2 separate regions of the Homo sapiens genome follow, and region 1 is linked to region 2. Evidence: chromatin loops called from intact Hi-C (ENCODE). Cell type or tissue: dorsolateral prefrontal cortex. All regions are shown on one strand. Links, peaks and the distances in the headings refer to the core of each region. The heading gives the core; the rest is flanking DNA.

Evidence for each region. Peaks named below come from ENCODE experiments on the same cell type or tissue, not always from the same donor. Only the 100,000 strongest peaks of a DNase experiment are listed, where the experiment ranks them.
Region 1: it touches region 2 in a loop (2.6-fold over the local background); 26 of 110 quality-filtered maps call a loop at or near these places.

The regions. Positions count from the first base shown.
Region 1 is chr1:226,640,722-226,646,085 of GRCh38, forward strand. It overlaps ITPKB (inositol-trisphosphate 3-kinase B), which reads right to left. Exons shown (of 8, transcript NM_002221.4): 5 at 1,200-1,404. Among named protein-coding and RNA genes, the nearest start is that of ITPKB-IT1, 32 kb to the right of the region's middle. RefSeq lists enhancers at 1,725-2,392, 2,657-2,716, 2,827-2,906, 3,517-3,616, 3,727-4,392 and silencers at 2,447-2,741, 3,745-3,967. In dorsolateral prefrontal cortex, for the core only: no CTCF peak of the experiment used is centred there; a DNase peak (open chromatin) is centred at 2,628; H3K27ac peaks cover 5,000 bases.
Region 2 is chr1:226,701,337-226,706,700 of GRCh38, forward strand. All of the region lies in intron 2 of ITPKB (inositol-trisphosphate 3-kinase B), which reads right to left. Among named protein-coding and RNA genes, the nearest start is that of ITPKB-IT1, 29 kb to the left of the region's middle. RefSeq lists a silencer at 1,936-2,365. In dorsolateral prefrontal cortex, for the core only: a CTCF peak has its summit at 2,269; DNase peaks (open chromatin) are centred at 2,005 and 2,275; H3K4me3 peaks cover 2,010 bases; H3K27ac peaks cover 4,898 bases.

The DNA.
Region 1 (5,364 bases), core at 230-5,229, 60 kb before region 2:
TGCATCCAGTCTCAGAGCTGGATGCAAAAAAGAGGGAAGGGCTGGTTTCAAAAGACAAAGAAGGGGGCAAATGCCTTTCTCAGCCCAGAGCTCGCAAAGCAGCTGTCCCGGGGGAAGGTAAAAACTTCCCCACATGCCACCGTGGGCAGCGAGCCATTGACAGCTGCGGAAGCTACGTCTAAATGCCATCTGAAAGGAGGCTCAGGGGACCCTCCCATCAGGACCATCGGCTGCCCAACCCTGACTCCAGGCTGGACACTGGAGATGATGCAGACCATGACTGGACAGAGAATGGGAGACCCGACAACCCCACAGGGACTGCCATCTGCTCAAGAGGGACAGCTTCTGAGACCCTGAGGGGCCGGCGCCCCAAAGCCCGGCTCTTGCAAATTTAACAGCAAGGGTGCACACAGGGGCCCAGGGACAGGGAGATCATCCAGACAGTCACCAATCCAGACAGTGCCAGTTCCCCAATTTATTCTGGGGAAAGTAAATCAACATTTGAACATAATCATGTATAGGAAGCTTCTGTGTGCCCATAGCCAGAGCTAAGAACTTTCCTGCCAGATACACATAGGTACAAAGGGATAGAAGGGAAAGAGCCATCATTTTGTAAACCACAAACACAAAGTAAATATATTAATTAGGGGAAAATTACATTTACTTATAAAGTTTGTCATGTTGTTTCTTTGGAGCTTATGTTTCTATTTCTGTTCCAATAAATATTTTAAAATTTCCAAAAAAAGATCGAAGAGCAAAGCAGAGAGAATGCAGTTTCTCAGAGACCCTGGCTCCAACATCAAAGGCGGTCAGCATGCTCCTCCCTTCCCCGAATTGTCTGCCAGTCCCAGTTTGCAGCCATGGCAGAATGAACCAGCTACCCCACAGGCATCCCGCAGGTGCCTCTCGCCTGGCTTTCGGTGCCAGGCACCGTCTGGGCTAAATGGAGAGTCCTCGGCAGAGGGCTGACAGCTGGGCAGGGCTAGAAGCCACTCTGCTCTGAGGCCTGAGCCCCCTACACAGCCATCCCGCCTGAGGAATAGGCTGATGTCTCCAAATGTCTGGCCTTGGGGCGGGCCACCCACATTCTGAGCCTGTGCCTGGAGAAGCTTACAGCTTCCAAAGGGCGCTGAGAGAAGCCAAGCCCCCTGAGGTGGGCACGGGTGGGGCCCGAGGCTGCCCTCACTCGCCGGCCTCACCTTGATTCCCTCGATCCTGAACCCCAGGGTGGCCGTGGAGCTGATGGTCTCCCGCCACTGCATGTACCGTGGCTTGGTCACAGCCCGCTGTGCTTTTTCCTCCTCGGTGGGGGCCTCGGGGTCCACCTCGATCATCTTCTGGTACATGTCCTTCCGCAGGCTGGGCTTCTTCCGGGCCTTCGTGAGCTCCTCCTCCAGGTAGGTCCTACGTGGGAGGGAAGGCGACATGAGGGCCGAGGCCTGGGGCAGGGCTCACCAGCAGCTCCTTTCCTGCCTGGTGGATGAAGGTTTGGGGCGTGTGTTGCCCAACAGCTGCAGTCAGCTCAGTGCCCTGAGTCAAGGCACGTCTTTCCGAGGGGACGGCAGACTCTGTTCCAGCTGGGGCTGGCTCTAATTTTTCTTTTCTTTTTTTTTTAGACAATTTTTTTAGTAGATAAGGGAGTCTCGCTATGTTGCCCCGGCTGGTCTCAAACTTCTAGCCTCAAGTGATCCTCCCACCTTGGCCTCCCAAAGTGCTGGGATTACAGGTGTGCACCACCACCCAGCCTGGGGTTGGCTCTTGATCCAGGAGAAAAGGTGCAGCCTCACTGAATCGGACTGCCTTCACTTTCACTCCAAGCCCATCGGCTGGCCTCACAAAGCCCAAGGAGCTCCTCCTCGGGAGACCCCCACAGGAACCAGCAGAAGAAGGAAGACGGAGGCAGGGCAGCAGGGGGTGTCGGGGGTGGCTGGTCCTGATCCTGCTGCTACGGTGGAGCTAAGAGAGGGGACTGGGGGCAGGGTCTACTCAGGGCCCCACTAGATCCCCTTGGCTGCCTCGGCCCTTCCATAAAGCGAGGGCTTCCAAAGCCAGAACCTGTCCTGGTGGGAGAAGTGGTCTGTCCTCAAGTCCCCATCTCTGCTGCTCTCAGGCAGCCTGAAGGCTGAGCCTGCCCATAAGTGTCTCTGGCTCTTTCCAAAGAGGTGAAATCTTCTGGAGCACAAAGTTCAGGTCAGAAAGTGGCCTTGGAAGGGGTCCCAGTGTGGATGGAGAAGGCCGTATTGTGGGGGAAAGGCAGGGGGCTCCCTCAGCCTCTGCTCATCCCAGAGACATGCCTGGTGCACCCCACCCCATCGACACCAGGCCTCCTCATAGGTGAGCCCCCAGTCCAAAAAGCCTGAGAAAATGCTTCCAACTCAACTGCCTCACGGCCCTGGCCTCCACACGAGCAGCTCCAGCTGAACTGGCGGGGACCACCTAGACACTGGGGAAGGTAACAGGGGCAGGGACAGCAGAGCACTTGAGCAGCCGGGGGCTGAATCGCTGGCCCTGAGCTGCCGGGACACGCCACCTCCCCCAGCACACAGCTCTGCGCTTCTACCTTCTCCAGAGCAGAGGTGGGGTGAGTCATCCCACCCCCGCTCCTCTGCTCTCCTTTTAGAGCCCCAGTCTCCCTACACAACAGGCTCAGAGGCTGCCCACAGCCCTTGAGGAGGCAGAAATCAGCAGTGTCAGTTGCAGGATGGGGAAGTTTTCTCCCCTTTGCCCTGTGTGGGCGGGAGCTGCCCACAGAGGCCCCGCCCGCCTGCCCTCCACCTGGCCCTCCACTCTTCCTGCATCTGTCTCCCAGGCCTTGTTCCAACACTGCCCACCAACTTCTCCAAGTTGCTGGTTTGGGACCCAGAACAGACTAAACAAAAACTACAGCCTCTTAAAAATGACAGGCTTTAGAAACCACTGTATTAATTGAAATTTGCACGGAAAGAAAAGGGAAGAAAAAAACAAATCCTTTGGGTGTGAACTTAGGCCTGGCTGGTTAGGACCTTCCAGGAGGTGATGAGGGCTGGAGGGGGAAGTCAGTAGCTTTGGGTTGGGCCCTTGCATGCACACACAACCATGTGCGCACATACACACACATGTGCTCATGCACACACATGCACATAAACGCGGACTCCTGTGCACCACTGCACACACACAGGTGCACCCATGCAGGACACGCACAGAGCACACCCCTCACATGCAGAGCCAGGTCAGTGGTGACGGGGGCATTGAGGCAGGGGCTGCGTGTGCATCCATGTGTGTACTGTGTAGAAAAGGGGCAGCCAGGCTGTGGGAGGGACTCCTGAGGGCGCTGTAGGGGACCGCATGGTGGGTGGCTGCACTTCTGCAAAGAGCTCTCAGCACCCCCTTAAACAGGAAGCAGACCTCAATGTGAAATCCCTTTTCACATGGCCTTTCTCCAAAAAGGGCCCCCGTGGCTCAAAGCGGGCAGTCACTCACTGCCCAGGAGAGGAAAGAGGCTGGGGGGAGATGTCCACAGGGGGTGCCAGCTGGATGGTGGGGCGGGATGCCCACAGGAAGGTGAGGCTCAGCCCCTCCCCACACTCCCCTGCCTGCCCGAGACAAAGTCGAAGCTCCAAGCCATGCAGGGAAGCAGAGACCTGCTCGCCCACTCACAGGACGCTGGGGGAGGAGGGGACTCAAGATCAGGTGGAGGAAGTGCTCCTTTGAGACAGGCCAGCCCAGGGAGCCAACAGGTGGCAGGCGAAAGCCACCCAGAGCTCCTAGGTGCTAGGGGCGGGCTCTCACCTGCACTCCCCAGGCCCCTGGTCCCAATGTCAGGAAGACAGTGTTGACTCTCCAGGACAAGTCACAAATCTCAGAGCATGCCCCAGAGCCACTGAGCACATGTCGGCGGGAGCCAGAGTCCCAAGAAGCCCCGACGTGCAGACGCCACCAGCAACTGCATCACATTCTCCTTAGTGCCACCCTTCTGCCCCCGCCATGCCCAGCATTGTTTGGTGACCGGCCCTTCCCTTTCTCTGTGACATGTCTCAAACTCTCTTGCCCTGGGACTCAGCATGTGAGGTAACCCTGGGCTCCAGCCTCCTCACCCTGTCATGGAAAGGCCACATTCTAGAGGTGACCATGAGCAGCCAGTCTTGGGAGAGGCCCTGCAGCCAAGGGTTCTGGATGAACGCATTTGGGGGAAGGCACAGTCCATGGCCCAAATGGAACTAGCCTGGCACCCCAGGGAAATGCCATGGAAGCTGGGTCCCACACAGCCCCCTTGGGAAGGGCTGGGCTGCAGCTGGGGGCCTGATTTGCAGTCAAGCAAGCCTGGTGCAGAACTGCACCAAGCTGCTGCCTGGCTGGGTGGCCCTGATGAGTCACTGAACCTCCTGGTGACAGAACCCTCCTGCTTACACTGGAACATGACCCATCTCCCAGAATGGCGGTGAGAACGCAATGGGATAAATAATGGAAGCATCTAGCATAGCCCTTGGAACAAGAAGGGTCCTTAGGATTTGTGTGCAGGAAAGATCGGGCTGGGTGCACCCTGCTTCTGGGGAGACCTTCCTCTTCCCCTCCACACATACTCCTCTCTCATCCTCTTCCCTCTGCCTGCCAAGATGGGTTACATGGGTACCAGCCACGGTCACTCTAGATCTCTCTTGAGAGCACTAGGGTGCAATCAGAGAGAAGCTGCGGAAGTCAAGCGGCTGGGTGGGGGCAGCCCTGGGGCAGGAAGCGGGGCTCCTGTCCCCAGCAGGAGCAGGCAGGTTCTGGGGCAGCCTGGCCCTGTGCTTGGCTGGCTGTGTCTTTGGGACAGCCGACTTCCAGAAATGCCCAGCCAGTGTTCTTCACACAGGCCGTACTTTTTTGGCCAGGTCTGAGTGGACACCACTTGGATTATTCTCCATGTGGTCACCTGCGAAGTCCTGCTGCTGTCTGGGTTGGAAGGAAGGGCTGGGCCTCCCCTGAGAGGACACATTCTGGTGCACCAGTGGATGCCATCCTGGGTCAGAAATCAGACTCGGGAAAAGCAAAGGCCTCGGGCTGGCTGGGGGCATGTTCTTTCTCCTCCCTGCCCTATCCCAGGTCCCTGTGGGCTAAAGATAGTAAGGAACTTGGATGGTGGGAGGGAGGTGGCCAGGGATGGCTCAAGAGCAAACAGTGGGGCCTGTGCTTCTCCATCCCCCATTCTTTCCCTGTGAGTGATGGCGAGAGAACACAACAGTCAGTGGCAGGGTGTGATTTTAGGACAGAACTCCCAGGAGGAGAGAGAAGAAAGGAAAGAAGGAAAGAAATGCTGGCTGGCTTAGCTCTCTTCTCTCCTGGCCTCTGTCTCTGTCTCTCTCTCTCTCACACACACACCCCTCTTTCTCAATCTGCTCTTATGAG
Region 2 (5,364 bases), core at 85-5,084:
GCTCACGCCTGTAATCCCAGCACTTTGGGAGGCCGAGGCAGGCGGATCACGAGGTCAGGAGATCGAGACCATCCTGGCTAACACGGTGAAACCCCGTCTCTACTAAAAATACAAAAAATTAGCCGGGCGTGGTGGTGGGCGCCTGTAATCCCAGCTACTCGGGAGGCTGAGGCAGGAGAATGGCATGAACCCAAGAGGCGGAGCTTGCAGTGAGCCGGGATAGCGCCACTGCAGTCCAGCTTGGGCGAAAGAGTGAGACTCCGTCTCAAAAAAAAAAAAAAAAAAAAAAAAAAAACTTCACTTTACCCATTTTCTCCAAGGACTTAATCTCTTAAGCTCCACAGAGCCATGGAGACGCACACAGCAAACTGTCAGCACACAGGGAGTAGGAGGGGTGGGACAGTCTTCCCAAATTCTGCTGCTGGCTGCGCCTGAAATGAGTACACACACTTCAGGGGCGCTCACTAACCCACCCAGTTGTGACTGCAGATGTCATGATGACTGAATCCTTCTGACTCCTTGTCAGCATCAGCACTCCCTAATTCTGCAGAATAACTGGTACCAAATAGCCATTTCCTGCTCATTCACGGCTCCCTTAACAGAAAACTCCCTCCTCCTTCCTCCCCTAAGTCCCATGCACACACAGAGAGGGAATCAGAAAAGGCAGGAAATGCTTGCCTAAGACCAGAGAAAATGCCAGGGAAGAGAGAGACAAGAAAATTCCACCAGGTCTATGTTGAGCAGGGAAATTATTCCCCCAAGAGAAAAGTTCAACTTGGCCCGGCACGGTGGTTCATGCCTGGAATCCCAGCACTTTGGGAGGCCGAGGTGGGTGGATCACTTGAGGTCTAGAGTTCAAGACCAGCCTGGCCAACATGGCAAAACCCCGTCTCTACTAAAAAATACAAAAATTAGCCGGGTGTGGTGGTGGGCGCCTATAATCCCAGCTACTCGGGAGACTGAGGCAGGGAGAATTGCTTTAACCAGGGGGGCGGAAGTTGCAGTGAGCGGACATCACGCCACTACACTCCAGCCTGGGCGACACAGTGAGACTCCCTCTCGGAAAAAAAAAAAAAAAGGGAAAGTTCAACTTGACGGCTACCCCTATTTCATCATGGTGAGGTACAGAAAAAGGATTCCCTTCTGCAGCGCTGCCTATCCTCTTCTGATGACCTCACTGTGGCTATCTGGTTACAAAGGCAGGCAACAACTGGCACTAGGCCTAGAGAGAGATGACCAAAATTGACTACGCTTGCACAGTAAGGGACTAGATTTAATCCAATCATTTGGCTCCAAGAAATGCACGAAATACAACTACTGGTATTCTCTTTATTCGGCAGATGGTAATGAAGACCCATTGGGAGGGTGCCTTCCCATTTTGTCAGTCTAGGACCTGAGTGGAGTCCCAACCGGGAAGCCTGGGGCAGTGTGCTAAACCAGCAGCCAACAGATACTGCATTCCAATAGTGGCTTCTTGGTCCCCTGGCATTTTTTGTGCTTACCTTTAACTAACTGTTCCTTGCCTAAGCTCCTTCCAACCTCAAGGAACTAAGAGAATTTCATTCCTTTCTAATTAAATATTTTTCCTCCAATAGATAATCCACACTGACCCTATCGAGGGAAAATCTGAGCTGGTGTAACTGCAGGAGGTGGTTTATTTTCATAACAGTAAAACATCTAAACCAAATATGCCCTGTGTTTCAGCAGCTTAAACATTGAGGTCTGACAAGAACCCGAGATTCCACTTTGCCTGCCAAGGGCTAAGTGTGTATGCTGAAGCGAAAGAAAGTGATTATGAGGAAAAATGGGGAATGTCTGAGTGGGTGAAGGAAAAAAAAAGTGCAAGATATTACTAGAAAAACCTGACTGCACACACAATCCTATCCCCTACGCAGGAGAAAGACCGAGTGCTAGCACCCGGGGTGTGAAAGCCTGCACCAAGGGACCCAGGAACCAGGCGTGCCTCCATTTCTCACTCGATTTGTTTACAATGAACGGACGGCGCCGGAGTCCCTCCGCCCTCAGCTCAGGCCCGGTTCCCACCGCCCGACGCTGGCTGGCCGAGGCAGGGGCGCGGCGGGGGATTTCGGGCAGGGCGGTGAAGCAGGGCCTGCTCTACAGGGGGCTTTTCTTCGCCGCGGTTTCTTCCCCTGTCGCTGCCCGGCCCCCACCTCCTCTCTCCTCCCGCGCGCGCTCTGCCCGCCGCCCACGCGCGGAAGCCCGCGGCCGGGGAGGGGGCGCCGTCTCCCGGCATGCTCGGCGGCGGTGCCGGTCACGTGACGGGAAGGCGGCCGCCCCTGTCGCCTTCGCCAGCGCTAGCGGGCCCGCAGCAGAGGCAGTAGCGGGGCTTGAAATGCTGACCTGCACCCCTGGCTTGCGCTCCCCCAGGCGGGAAAGACAAGGGGGCTGCTGTTGCTGCTTACGAAAAGAATCTCAGCGCTGCTGGCCGCCAGCTTCCGGCTTGGGAGAAAGGATGTGTTTCAGTCTGGGTTTCCTCATTTGCAAAATGGGTATACTTTTTGTAGGGTTGAACTGTAGGTCAGCAGGCTCCCAAATCCTGTCTTTCCTTGTCCCCCTCACCCCCAAGAGTAACAACTTTTAATTAATTTTGTTCAAGAGCTAATAAAAAAAAAATCTTCATTTCTTTGGATGACACTGTGCCCAACTCCACGGTCAGCTTGCAGAGCGTAGCGGTTCTGCCCGAAACCCATCCGCCCAAGGCTTTTATTTTCCTAGATCTCAAACAGTGGGAGGGTCGGACTCTAAATACTATTTGTTTAGACCCCTGAAAATTTTTGATAATTCAATCTTAAGCCGAATTCCGTTTACCTTTACAGTATGAAAAAAGAGTGACTACGAAATAAAGAATATAAACATTAATAGTACAAGCACTTCAGAAAAATGTTTAGCATGCCGTAAAATACCAATTACAAAGCATTGTTAACTCTCAATAATTAGATCTCCGATGTAATTATACATGACCAATAAAGTAATAACACTACTTATCTTTAAAAACATTAATATAACCAAGACTACCCACATTGCAACAGGTTATCATACCTGGTCAACACGAGAATTCCCTGTAAAAAAGCTTCTCGTGTGTGCTAATGAAGATGTGTGAGAATGGAGAATAACTCAGCTAGTTTATTTCCTGGGCATTTATGAAAAACTGAATTGAGCGGGCAGCAATGAAAATTGTCATTCTGGGGAATGCAATATTTTTCCGCTTTGGGGAAATGAGCAAAAACATGTGACAAAAGCACTGGAGATAAAAGTGACACTGGGAAAGACAGTTTACAGTGGCTTGAAACAAAGCAGTGCATCATTCTGCCAACTTTACAGCCAAGCTTTTTTCAGAGATCATTGGCTACTTAAACAGTAAGTAATGGACGTTCAACAATGCTGTGCCCAGTCTAAAACTAAGAGGCTTTTATCTCTACCGATGACATGAGAAAACCTGTGACTACACACAGCCTCGACTTCATTTGAAATCTTGAGCTGGAATGACTTTTCTTAAAGTCAGAGGCTCCTTTGCACAGTGGAACAAACTCCTCATAAAATTTACAACTTGAAAGAAGTACTGGCAAAAGCTTGTACTTTTTAAAAGAATCACAGCATTGCTCTTGCTTGGCCAAATGTATTAAATGTTCAGAGATGAATTCCAGAATAGATAGGAGATAAGAACAGCATCAGTAACTGGGATAAAACCAGAAGGGCCTAAGAAAAGTTATAGGTCAGTTACTCAAAGGCTCCCCACATTCAGGCCACTCTCCCACAGAGCAAAATTATCCTAACATTATGTAAAACATTTAGGTGCTAATTCCTTTATCCCTCATCTCACATTTTTGATGTGAGAACATTCTGATGGCCAGAGGAAGAGAGGAGAGTCCAGAAACATACAACTTGATGTCGGTCAGGCACAGTGGCTCACACCTGTAATCCCAGCACTTTGGGAGGCCAAGGCGGGCAGGTCACCTGAGGTCGGGAGTTCGAGACCAGCCTGACCAACATGGAGAAACCTCATCTCTGCTAAAAATACAAAATGAGCCGGGCGTGGTGACGCGTGCCTGTAAACCCAGCTACTCGGGAGGCTGAAGCAGGAGAATCACTTGAACCTGGGAGGCAGAGGTTGCGGTGAGCCAAGATCGCACCATTGCATTCCAGCCTGGGCAACAAGAGCAAAACGCCATCTCAAAAAAAAAAAAAAAAAATGATGTCAAAGCTTCTGATTTTCTCCCTCCTTCCCCAAGCTTCCTGGGTCAAATCCAAATATGCAGATGTGCCTATGGGCACATACGGGCCTGAATACCTTCAATTTCCCACCAAGGAGACTTGTATCTGTGACTGCCTCCACCCCATTCCGGGAGGCTAGGCTGGCCTCCACAGTTGGAGGTTGCAGGCATCCCCTCTCCAGCTATATCAACTTATACTGCATGTTTTCTCCTGACCCCTGAGGACAGATCTTTGAGGCCCGAATCATTTCTTAGGACTCCCTGTCAGGCAGGTCATTTGAGGAATTAGAAACTCTGAAGTCCCTGGGAACCATGCAAGCCCAGAGTGCTGGGAAAGCACTTGTAGAGCCATCAGAAGGGATTCCCCTCACATCTTCCAACTCCCAAGCACCCATATGTTCACATAAACATCAACCCAACCAGTTTGTTGCCTCTTATTCCAAGCTGCTAAAGGGCTGGAAGAGGAGGCTGAGGGTCAGCAGGCAGAGGCTAGTATCTGCTGGGAATTGCCAGAAAGATGATCCCCCTCCTGTGAGGTGAAGGTCAAAACCAAGTAAATCCCATTTCCACTCCACAAACCTGTAAGAGTTCAATTGTTTAAATCAAAGGCAGTACGAAATTTAGAAAGATTAAGATGATGGGAAAGAACGTGGTACCACAAGTTGAACTCAATCCTGGAAAATAATAAATGATAAAACAATAAATAAAAATACTTGATAGTGAAACCCATTGGGCTGGACAGTGGTTTCCTCCAAGTTAAGTACAAGAGACTCCCTTTTATCCATTTCCATACCTAGGGTTCTTGACAGAAAACTTTCTAGAATGTGGGTTTTCTGAGCTGAGAGGGACTTCAGAGATCAACAAGTCTTTGGGTTCCAAACCTGAAGACTGTGGGCTAGGATCTAGACAGGCTTCTTGTTATCAATGTCCTGAAAGGGCAACATGGCCTGTGAAATGTGCCTCTCTCTGGAAAAAGGGTGTGTGGCTTTCTACCACTTTCCAAAATGGCATAAGACCCAAAAGGGGTTAAAAAACACTGATTTGGTCCAGCTCTTGGATTTCACAGATAAGACCCAGAAAACTCAGTTGAGTGCTCCAGGTGACAGGGCAAATTATATGTCACCTTCTAAAG